2 separate regions of the Homo sapiens genome follow, and region 1 is linked to region 2. A link is a loop called in an ENCODE intact Hi-C map of the cell type or tissue named here. Cell type or tissue: heart right ventricle. All regions are shown on one strand. Links, peaks and the distances in the headings refer to the core of each region. The heading gives the core; the rest is flanking DNA.

The links. Hi-C counts contacts between places; a loop is a spot of excess contacts. Peaks named below come from ENCODE experiments on the same cell type or tissue, not always from the same donor. Only the 100,000 strongest peaks of a DNase experiment are listed, where the experiment ranks them.
Region 1: a loop joins it to region 2, with 1.8 times the contacts of the local background. A loop is called at or near these places in 2 of 110 quality-filtered maps.

Annotation. Positions count from the first base shown.
Region 1 is chr2:100,842,537-100,847,536 of GRCh38, forward strand. All of the region lies in intron 1 of NPAS2 (neuronal PAS domain protein 2), which reads left to right. Among named protein-coding and RNA genes, the nearest start is that of NPAS2, 25 kb to the left of the region's middle. In heart right ventricle, for the core only: no CTCF peak of the experiment used is centred there; a DNase peak (open chromatin) is centred at 3,005; H3K27ac peaks cover 2,265 bases.
Region 2 is chr2:100,924,500-100,931,785 of GRCh38, forward strand. NPAS2 (neuronal PAS domain protein 2) reads left to right here. Exons shown (of 21, transcript NM_002518.4): 3 at 647-795. Among named protein-coding and RNA genes, the nearest start is that of NPAS2-AS1, 49 kb to the right of the region's middle. RefSeq lists an enhancer at 450-519. In heart right ventricle, for the core only: no CTCF peak of the experiment used is centred there; a DNase peak (open chromatin) is centred at 4,782.

The DNA of each region.
Region 1 (5,000 bases), core at 1-5,000, 84 kb before region 2:
CCTTTTCCCTGACCCAGCTGCCTCCTCTTTCTGCAGTATTCACTTATATAAAGTCCTTAGTCGTGCAAGGTGGGCAGCATCTCAGACCCTACACAGTTTCACAAAGCGGGTCCATATAACTGAGCACTTCACTGGCCTAGAGAAACCTGTGTCCTTGTCTCTGGGATGTGTTTGAGGAACTGGACGACAGGTCAGCACAGCCCACAGGTGCATTGTTGACAACAGGAGGCTCCATGTGGCCCCACCAGTGTTGCTTCTTTTAGCAAAGACATTCAGTGCCTCAACAAACAGCCAGTTTTTACACATTGTAGCTGGATTCTTTTTACAGAAAAGTACAGCTCTATCATAATGAAGTGATTCTGTCCTAAGCTGTTCCTGAGAGGAGTAGGAAATGCTGGGATCGGCCAGGTGTGGTGGCTCATGCCTGTAATCCCAGCACTTTGGGAGTCTGAGGCAGGCAGATCATGAGGTCAAGAGATTGAGACCATCCTGGCCAACATGGAGAAACCCCATCTCTATTAAAAATACAAAAATTAGCTGGGTGTGGTGGTGCATGCCTGTAGTCCCAGCTACTCGGGAGGCTGAGGCAGGAGGATCGCTTGAACCCGGGAGGCGGAGGTTGCAGTGAGCTGAGATCGCACCACTGCACTCCAGCCTGGTGACAGAGTGAGACTCTGTCTCAAAAAAAAAAAAAATGCTGGCATCTGTTCCCTGGTGTCCCCACTTTTGGTCAGCCTCACCTGGGAATTTCATACATTTTCTGATCAAAGTCCAAAGTCTCTGCTTTGCTTGAGCTTTAATCATTGGCTATAAAGCCTCCCCTGCCCCCAACATTGCACACACATTAAAATTAGATTACAGCCAAACAGCAATATAGTTTTGGGGATTGAGGGGGCAGGTAAGAAGCACATTTTTAGATAAATAGGGAATCAGAACCTCCATTATGGGAAGATGTTTTGATAGTCTCAGGTAAAAGTCTGCTTAGAAAAATTTTCACTGCAAGTTTTCAGTATGTTTTGAGATAGTTTGTCCTATATACTGATATTTGTTCATTGTTGAAATGGCTCTGACCCTTGTTTTCTGTTATTTAACACTTATGTTAAGCAGAAGAAACATAAAATGCTTTCCACACTTCAGTGTTCACTTTAACATTTTCTTGATTAAGAAAAATTTCCATTTATCTTAAGGAAGTAGATGACATTTATAAAGAGATCTAAAGGATCTCTTTATAAAGGAAAATGGATGAGGTTTAGAAAGGACTCTGGCATGAAGGAATAATTCCTTTTCAGAGTGTCCTTTATCTCACCCATCAATCAGTTGTTCAGATGGTTTGGCAAATGAGAAGATGGTGTCCTGATAAGCCATTCCAGAACTAAGGAATTCCAGCACCCATGTCCTCCGTTTGCTCAGAAGGAGACAGAAATGGAAGATTCCAATGATTAGATACACCAAGAAGAGGTGAGAAGAGAAATGGTGGTGAAGATGCCCACCCTGATAGGGCCGGGCTGCCCATAGTACACAGACTCCCAGGGCCGTGTCAGCTCTCACTGTCTGCAGGCTCACAGCCTGGCCACCCAATTTCTCCTTCAATACTGACCCAATTAATATAGGGTTTGTGTCATCATCCCCATAGTTAGTGAAGTGATTTATCTACCCAGCAACCACCATGCCCAGCTCTGTGCTGGGTGTGGGTACCACTGAAGGGGGACTCCATGGGGTCAAGGGGAGGCTCGGGGCTCAGAAGGACCCTAGGGACCCTTACCCAGGATGTTGGGAGAGTCAGGGGTTTTGATCAGCAAGTATTTTGATAAATCTCCTTAACCATATATTTTATACTTGGAACACCAATTTTCAGAGAATTAGAAGAAATAAGTATACATAAATGTTACAGAAAAGTTCACCTTTCTTTGCTCAGTTAGCCTCCAGTGGTACCGAGGAGGAGGGGCCCGTGATTCTGAACAGTTTTCTGCATGATTCCCCGCCAGCTCTGCAGGTATAAAAGGTGTAGGGTACCACACTGATATGCATCGACTGCAGAGTACATTTTGAAACAAACCCTTAATATTAATTTTTCTTTTTCATTTAGCTCTTATGTCGCCACATGAATATAGGGGAACGTTTGGTTGTTTGAAATCTAGATCAGTGAGTATTTCATATTGATGCTGTCCGGATGAGTCATACTTACTACTAGAAAGTGAGATGAGAGTGTTTTGTGATCATTCAAATGGGTTGTGTATAGTTGCGCCTCTTTCCAGAGCAACAGTTGACTTTTTCACTGAAATTAACTACTTTTCCTTTGCCACTTTCGTTAGAGAAGGAGACAGAGAGTCAAGGGTGAGGAAGGGATGAGAGACATTGTACTGTGGGAATAAACAAAGACCACCCAAATGAGAACAAGCAGAGGCCATTTATCCAGAGCTTGCACTAGTGAGGGTGTCGGCCACCAGCACTTGTGTTTGGCAGAGACTTAGAGGCAGGCAGGGGGTGGGAAAGCCTCACAGTGGAAAGAAGGGAAGGCTGCAAGCATGCCCTGATTGGAGGCTGTTGGCATGGGGGAGCTGCTGGTAACTAACTAGAAATGGGGCCTCCTGTGTGATCCGTTAGGGGAGCATGTTTGGCTCTCTCTGGTTGGTTCTAAGTTGGAAGCAGTGGATCGGGGTGGAATTAGGGCAGCTGTCATTTATTAATCAACTCCTGGCCATTTGGGGCTGATCATTATAGTTTGGCTTCGTGGATGGTGGCTGCAGATAGAGGTCTGACTTCTTCCAAGTCTGACGTGGAGCAGGCTGGCTCCATGCTGATTATTGTAGATGAGGGGCTGGCTTCCTGTACAGGTTGCTGCAGGCTGGGGATCAGGTTCTGTTTTTACATGTGGTCTGCCCATTGTCCATTTGTACATTCAGTCTCTCAGTGCCAATGTAGCACTGGCTAAGAACAAACAACAGACCCAGCACACCGGTTGGCATAGGCTAGCATGGAAGCCACCCAGCCAGGCAGCTGACTACATGCACTCAGGCACCCAGGCTGCTCTGGGTGGATGCCAGCTGGGGCCACACTGCAGCCATCCAATGTCAGCCCTGGTGGGCAGTTTCATACTTGGCCATGGGGCTTGTTGACAGTGCAGTGTCTTTGTGCTGTGAGCTCCTAACTGCCTTCCTTCAATTTGGGATTCACATCAGAGAACTGCTTCTCTGAGAGGCATGCTGTTTTATTGGGCAAGGCAGCTCTAGCTCAGATTTTAGCCCATTTTTGGTAGTGACCAGCTGTCTTTGTCATCTAGGGATCCCCTGACAGTAAAAGATTCTCCTGCATGTCATCATGCTCCTGTTCTCAGCTCTCACCTGGTTCCTCACCATGGCAGAGGGTTTTCTGGTCAGGAATGGATTATTCCAAACCACTCTGGAATTTCTGTAGGAACCGACCCCTCCTTCAGTCAGTTTCTTGCCACCCCTGCAAGTTCAATGCTGTGGCTTCCCCACCCTGGGTGCGGTGTCAGGCCCAAGGTGAATGGAGACAGTGCCCAAATGGCTTGGCCATGTGGGCCAGCCCTCGGTGCCCACGATTTCAGCACCTGCAGGCCCACATGTGGTTTTCTGAAGGTCATGCCCCTCCCCCATGGTTTTCTGCTTATATGTTTCTTGTGTGTTTTCTCCAACATTTAGGGAAAATTCTAGGGTGGTAACATCATTGGTAGTCAAGGGAGACACTGGAATCTTTTATTTTGCTAGAAGATATGAATAAAAAGTTTCCAGAGTTTAAGGCATTAAGTTTTACATAAAATGCGCTTAAAGTATTAAAGTTTTATAAATAAACTCTAAAAATGTGATGTTGGGTTTTGAAAGACATCTGTAATTTTTGAAGAGGGGATGGTTTTAAAAAGGCATTTCTTCTCTTGTCTTTGTGTGTGTTTGTACGTTTAAATTAAATGACATCCACTGTGTGTAGGAGTTAAAAGAGTGTTTTTTTCTCCTAATAACAACTCTTGTACCATTGACTACCAAGAATAACAATAAGCCTTCTTTTTAAGTTAAAAAAGAATATTTATTTTTGTCACTGAAAGAACAATTATTCATGTCTTTAAGTTAAAGTATTTTTATGAATTCTAAAACATTTTGATGTTTAGCTGCACACAATAAAAATGTCATATTAGTTGGTCCTTCAACTAAAATATTTTGGTTGCAGGATCTTGGCCTTTCAATAATACTAAGTATCATTTAATGAGGACTTATTTGTGCCATAAAGTGTTGAAAATGCCTTACATATGTTAACTCATCTACTCATGCTATTCTCATTTTATAGCTTGTAAACTGAGGCCCAGAAAGGTTCAGCCATCTGCCTGAGGTCACACAGCCACAGTTTGGACCTGAGCCATCAATCATCCACCAAAAGCCTGCATTGACCCTAGAAGATTCCATTGCATGTTGTCAAGGCGCTTAGTTTCTCTCTTGTGTCTCCCCAAAACATAAACCTGGAATGGAAGAGAGCCACTTACTCTATAGATGCTTTTAGCTCAGAACGCTTCAAGCTTTTGGAGTATGAGAAATAATAACAATCATTCCATTCTTTCCTGGAGTTTGATCTCAGCTGTTGGTGATATTGTTGGGACTGATTTGCTATCTATAAAGCCAAATTTGAGAAAAGACAGGTTAAAAATAAACAGGGAGGATGATGGTAGTAAAAATAACGTGACTGTCTTCTTATCTTGGAATTCTTTTTTAGTTTTTAGCAGAGTTACATTTCTTCGTTGTGGTAAAATACTTAATGCCACTGAACTGTCACTTAAAATGGTTAAAATTGTGCACTTTAGATTATGTATACTTTACCACAATAAAAATGAATTTTTTTTTTTTTGAGACGGAGTCTCGCTCTTTCGCCCAGGCTGGAGTGCAGTGGTGTGATCTCAGCTCACTGCAAGCTCCGCCTCCCGGGTTCACACCATTCTCCTGCCTCAGCCTCCGGAGTAGCTGGGACTATAGGCACCCACCACCGCGCCTGGCTAA
Region 2 (7,286 bases), core at 2,287-7,286:
CAACTTAGTAATATGTGTTTAACTTTCCTCCATGTCATTTTAAAAAGTGTTCGTCTGCTCTTAGCAGCTTGACAGCCATGGTGCAGTACCTGTCATACCTCTGCCCTGGGTCTGTACAGCCCTGGCTGTTGTAGGCAGGGTGTGTCTTGCCTCCCCCAACAGGGCGATGAGCTCTTTGGAGCAGGGGCCAGGACATATGCACTGGTGGCACACGGGATACCTGGCCACCCCGTGGGCCCTGGAACCAGGCTGGGTGTTCTGGATTGAAGGGGACTTGGTTTGAGTCTTAGGAAGGGCTCTCCGAGCACAGCCATCTCAGTCAGCAGTGTGTCCTTTGCTCTCTGAAAGTGAAAGCTCTATGAGATCCGAATGAGCAGCATCCGGCCTCAGAGCTAATCTGTCAGATTTTGCGTCTGAGTCAGAACTTACTGGTTATTAATGCTGTCTGTCTTTGTGGCCAAGAGTCTAGCAAAACATTTTCTATCCTCCTGCCTTGGAAATGTGGCCAGCGTGACCTTCCTGAAAGAGTTTTTTGATAAGATAGATGATCACAATAGAATGTGCTCTAATAGAAAGTGCTTTTGTTTCATCACAAAGCCTTTGTGACGTGGAATGTTCCAGTAACCTGCTCGTTTTGTGTTTACAGAGCTTCTCGAAACAAGTCTGAGAAGAAGCGTCGGGACCAGTTCAATGTTCTCATCAAAGAGCTCAGTTCCATGCTCCCTGGCAACACGCGGAAAATGGACAAAACCACCGTGTTGGAAAAGGTCATCGGATTTTTGCAGAAACACAATGGTAAAGGTCACCCTTCTCTCTGTTTTTTTTCCACCCTGCCCCGTCCATGTGGTGATGACTTCACCAATCTGGGCTGCCTGGTTGGTTTTGTCTCCCCAGCCAGGCCCAGCCTTACCGGTCGAGGGCTTCCCATTGTAAAGACACTCCACCCTCTATCAGCCCGTCTCTGGCTGGGTGGGGAGAGGGCACACACCTCCCAATTGCATTATAAGCCAGACGAGAGAATCCAAAACAACCTCACAGGTAGCACCCAGCCGAAGCAGCGTGGCATTCACAGTGACAACATCTTGATCAAAAATCCCTGGAACAAGTGTCTTTTATTCAATGCTGAACAGATGCAGTGGCTGAATACTCACTTCCTGTGGGATCAGACTATGTGGGCCTTTTCATCCCTCTCTGCCACTGCCCTCGAACTCTTTGGTCTTTTGCGCTACATCATGAAAAAATACATTGAAAAGAATTTATTTTCTTAATGTCACATTCATTCTGTTTTTATTGAGATATAATGTTTATACCATAAAATTCACCATTTTAAAGTGTAGAGTGCAGTGGTCTTCAGTATATTCACAAGGTGGTGTAACCATCACCACTCTCTAATTTCATCATGCCAAAAAAGAAACCCTGTATCCATTAGCCATCATTTCCCATTCTTCCCCCTCCCTCCAGATCCTGGCAACCACGAATCTGTTTTCTGTCTCCATCAATTCCCCTATTCTAGGCATTTTATACAAGTAGAATCATACGGTATGTGGTCTTTTTGTATCTGGCTTCTTTCACGTAGCATCTGTGTTTTAGCATGTGTGAGTACTTCATTCCGTTTCATGGACCAACAATATTCCATTGTATGGATATATTAATATCATATTTTGATTAACCATTCATCAGTTGATGGATATTTGGGTTGTTTACAATTTTTGGAAATTATGAATGATGCTGCTGTGAACATTCATGTACAAATTTTTGAGTTGATATATGTTTTCACTTCTTTTGTTTGTATTCCTAGGAGGGGAATTGCTGCATTAAATGGTAGTGTTTAGCTTTCTGAGGAACTGCCAAACTGTTTTCCAAGGTGGCTTGTACCTATTTATATTCCCAGCAGCAATGTATGAGGGTTCCAATTTCTCCACATCCTTGGCAACACTTATTACTGTCTTCTTTTATTATGACTATTATTAATATAATCTCCCTAGTGGGTATGAAGTGATATCTTATGTGACTTTGATTTGAATTTCCCAATAACTGATCATGTTTTCCTTTTCGTGATCTTTTCATGTACTTATTGGCTATTTGTGTATCTTCTTTGGAGAGATGTCCAAATCCATGGCCCCTTTTTAAATCATTGATTTTTCTTTTTATGCTGGAGTGGTAAGAGTTCTCCATGTATTCTAGATACTAGACCCTTATCTGGTATAGAATTCGAAAATATCTTCCCCCATTCTGTGGATTGTCTTTTTACTTTTCAAGTGATACTCTTTGACACACGAAGGTTTTAAATTTTAATCAGTTAATGTCAAATTTATTTTTTTCTTTTGACTACTTGTGCTTGAGGCATTCTATCTAAGAAATCATTGCCTAATCTAAGGTAATGAAGATTTATATCTATGTTTTCTTCTAAAAGGTTTATAACCTTTTTTCTTTTTTTCTTTCTTTTTTTTTTTTTTTTTGAGACAGTCTTGTTCTGTCACCAAGACTGGAGTGCAGCGGCGTGATCTAGGCTCACTGCAAGCTCCGCCTCCAGGGTTCACACCATTCTCCTGCCTCAGCCTCCTGAGTAGCTGGGACTAGAGGTGCCACCACACCCGGCTAATTTTTTCTATTTTTAGTAGAGAAGGGGTTTCACCATGTTAGCCAGGATAGTCTCAATCTCCTGACCTCGTGATTCACCCGCCCCGGCCTCCCAAAGTGCTGGGATTGCAGGTGTGAGCCACCACGCCCAGCCTAAAAGGTTTATAATTTTAAACTGTAGGTTAAGCATAGATATTTGATCCATTTTGTGTTCGTTTTTGTAGATGTCGTAAGGTGGGCTATGAAAATTCATCCTTTTGCATGTGGATTTCCAGTTATCCTGGCACTCCATTCTTTTTCTAACTTTGTAATACTTTATAAAAGTAACACATACAGAGAATATACAAATCATAACTGTACAGTTGAATTAATTATCACAAAGCAGACACAGCCAGGGAACCAACGACCCAGGTCAAGAAATAGAAGCTCCTTCCTGTCTTCCTCTGCTTTCCCAAAAGAAGGAACCTCTGTGCTGACTTCTAACCCCATAGGTTGCTTTTGCCTGTTGGAACCTTATTCAGATGGAACCATGAATTATACACATGATGTTTATGAGATTCCTCCCATTCTTCCCATGCTATTGCTAGTTCCCTTTCATTAGTGTATAGTATTCCATCACACGATCACCTGCATATGCCACTTGAACTCATCCTTGAGCTCACATCTTTCTCAAATCATTCTCTCTCCCTTTTCCTCTCCTTCAAACACTTTTACCTGTTAGTGTGTGGTCACACCTACCCTGCCAGTCACCCAGGATGTTACAAAAAGTCACAGAATAGTTAAGAGGGCTCAGAACCTATTAGCAAGCAGGAAGAGCAGAATTCTTTTTTCTTTAATCATGACACCAAACATAATAAGTCAGAAATGTCAGAATTAGTGAGGAAATAATTACAGTTCTTCCATGCAGGCAGTGATGTGTCTCTTCCACTGAACATTTTCCTAGACAAGATGATTTCATAAAAGAGGGTGCGGCTGGGACATCAGAAAGTTTCATTATACTTCTTAGTCTTTTATTATTTCTTTGATGATCATATATACCTATTAAAAATGTGACAGTGATGATATATCCTCATATTATTTTTTCCAAAGCTGCCCAGGAGAGAGTAAAGAACATGTTAATTGCTTTTGTTAAAAGTCAGGAAAGACCAATCAAGCAGGATTGGAACGAAGTGTTACAGCAGTATTTGATTGCCCTGATAATTTAATCAAATGGTTATATTTCCTAAATAATGATTTAGCCAAGTGAAATAGCAGGTTGGTTTGATTGCCAAGATATTTTGTGCAAATTACTCAAACTAGGTCATTGCCACCGAGAAGCAGGACAGCTGTTAAATAGGACAGCTGGGATCAAGTTCATCAGCCTGACATTTATGCCGGGCTCTGTCCACTGTGGAATTACAGAATTGTCAAATCTGGGCCCTGGAAAGGATAAGTCAGCAGAAATGCAGCCTCCAAATACCGGGAGAGCCTGCTTCAGCTCGCCTTTTTCATAAGATGAAGGCCTACTCCGCACAACCTGCTTAAACACAATGAGGATCATGCCAGGATCTCACTCATCTCTGTGATTTCATATTCAAAATAAAGCAGAAAATTCATGGTACGTTTTTTGGGGAAGTAGAGTTGTTGGAGCAAAACTTGGATTAAAGCAAAAAACAAAGCAATCACTTTCCTTTACTTGCAGTCCAAATGGACATGAACTCTGCAGGCACCTGCAACAGAGTAGAGAATACTGACCGTAAGCATCTGTTCAGGGCTTGCTATGAGCTGGGCAATATTCTAAGAGCTCTACCTACAGGAACTCCTCTACATAGAGCTCCTCTTCATGGCAGCACTTTCTTTTGGGAGACAGAGTCTTGGTCTGTCACCCAGGCTAGAGTGCAGTGGTGCAATTTCAGCTTACTGCAGCCTCCACCTCCCAGGTTCAAGCGATTCTCCTGCCTTAGCTTCCCAAGTAGCTGGGATTGCAGACACGTGCCACCACACCTGGCTAATTTTTTGTATTTTTAGTGAAGACGGGGTTTTGCCACTTTGGCTAGCCTGGTCTCGAACTCCTGGCCTCAAGTGATCTGCCCACCTTGGCCTCCCAAAGTGCTGGGATCACAGACGTGAGCCACTGCACCCGGCCCATGGCAGCACTTTGAGTTAGTTCCATTGCACAGATGAGACACACAAGGTCAAGTCACTCATCCAAGTCAGACAGCCAGGAAAATGTGGAATCTAAGCCCAGCAGCCTGTCTCCAGAGCCCAACCTTTTAGCACTACACTCAATGGCTGCTCCACAAGGGGTGATCTACAGGGCTTCTTGTGGCTATTTATATCACAGCTGCACTCCAGCTGTTCATGAGTGTGTCCATTTAGACTGCTGGTTCTCAACCTTGTGTGCACATTTGAATCACCTGAAGAGCTTTTGAAAAATACATATTACCAGGTAACCCCCCACAGACCAATATGTCATGATCTCTAGGGGTGGGACCACAATGGGATACCAGCTTGCAAGAGAAGATTGTTCACTTTTCAGGAGTTTTGCAAGCCAGTTGACATCAAGTTGGTAGCTTGAAATCAGCCATGGTAGGCGTATTTACACCACAGAAAGGGGCAAACACTGCAAATCAGGGCTGTTTGTTGTAGAGGGTGGAGAGCCTTTCACCAGCAGATGGCTAGGTAAGGCCCAGGCATCAGCATTTTTAAGGCCCCCAGGTGATTCCGGTGTGCAGTGAGGGTTAAGAACTATGAATTTCAACATGCTTCCTGCCGTCATGCTAAAGGGAGATCACATGATAAGTAAGGAAAGATGATTAGGTCCAAGTAGTTATTATTTAGCTCTTTCCCCAATAATCTTTCAGCATTGCTATTTTCTCAGCTTCGGAAATGAATTTTAATCCTGAACTGTACACTTATTCTCTCTGAAGTAATCCAAATCAAAATGAGAATCTGATCATGATTCTTTGTAGCAAAATTTTGTAACAGTAGCTATTATAAGAGAGAAATCCCTAAAGTCTGTAAATAGCAGGACATATTGGACATCCTTATCTACATCCATCTAGATGTTCTAGTGGGTCAGGCTGGCCTACACATTATCCTCTTCCTGAGTGAGTCTAAATGAAATTTTCTCCTAACATTAAATCCCATTCCTCATTCACACTTCTTTAATGTGTCTGTCTTCATGGATGGAAGATGAGGTGGGGAGAGCTGTAGAACAAGGAGAAATTTCCCTATTGAACAGGGTAATATATACCCAGGACAGCTGTGGAATTTCTGCTCCATTTTCCAGGCTTTTATTTGACCACATACATCCCAAACATATACTGCTTATTATTCAGATATACCAGGAGCAGTCGGGAGTTGAGCACTCTAGGAAATGGGTACAAGTGATATCAGAGTAGAATTTGGGGGGTTGGCTCTTAATCACAATGTTTTCCTACAAAAATGGCTCTCAGGTGGTTTTGTTTCCCTTGAAATTTGGAAACCACTTTTACCATAACACTGAATTTTACTTCCCAGTGTAACATTTTTTCCTCGATTCGAGACATCGTATCTAACATATTTTTTTAATATGCTATGAAATGAACCTTAACTTCCAAGGAGTCTAATTCAGTTGTTGAAATACAAAGTGAATGAGATGGCTGCTTTCAGTGTTATTATGCTAGCGTTAACAAAATACCCAGTCATACAGAATGATCTAAAAATTACTTAAGTTAAAGAAATGGGTATTTCATTTTCCTTCACCATTAAGTTGAATGGATCTCTATTTAAATGAAATTTGGGCTGCCATAAAGACTCTTCTGCTAGAAAAACAGTTAGTCTATAGTTTGATCCTAGTGGTCAAAAGAGTCTCACAGATGAGTGTGCATATTGGGGAGAAGAGGAAAGGCATTTATGGGGTTAAATATTATAGCACATCTTCAGTCCCTCTCTTTTCTAAGTGGTCGAACTGTGGCAACCATCTGTTTGAAGAACTGGGAGTTGCACCCTCTCTTCCTTGCCTCAGCCAGCACCACAGAATGGATTCTGGCCCACGATGTGCATGTAGCACCTGCCTCTGCTTCCCATGCTGCATTCCACCATGTGCATATGAGGCCCGACACTGGACGTTTCCCCACAGCGCGGCCCTCCCTCCAGGGGCCCTCTCAGTGTCGTTGGCTGCCTGACCATCAGCACGGTTTCCTCTCCTGGGTTTCTTCTCCTGGGTTTCTTCCAGTGTTCTATTACCAAAGGCTCATAGCAGCTCTTTTCTGCCCCTTTAAACTCACAAAGACAAAAATCCAATTTTGTATAACAGCAGCAGCAACTCGTTCTTTCTGACATCTCGAAGGAAGGAGTCTTCCTGGTGGAGACGAGCACTGCTGGGAACATTGGGTTTTGGAACAAGTGGAGGTTCACAGGGTGATGCGCATAACTCAGCTCTTTTTTTTTTTTTTTTTTTTTGACATGGAGTCTTGCTCTGTCACCCAGGCTGGAGTGTGGTGGTGCGATCTTGGCTCACTGCAAGCTCTGCCTCCTGGATTTATGCCATTCTCCTGCCTCAGCCTCCTGAGGAGCTGGGACTACAGGAGCCCACCACCACTCCCGGCTAATATTTTGTATTTTTAGTAGAGACGGGGTTTCACCATTAGCCAGGATGGTCTCGATCTCCTGACCTCGTGATCTGCCCATCTCGGCCTCCCAAACTGCTGGGATTACAGGCGTGAGCCACCGCGCCCGGCCAT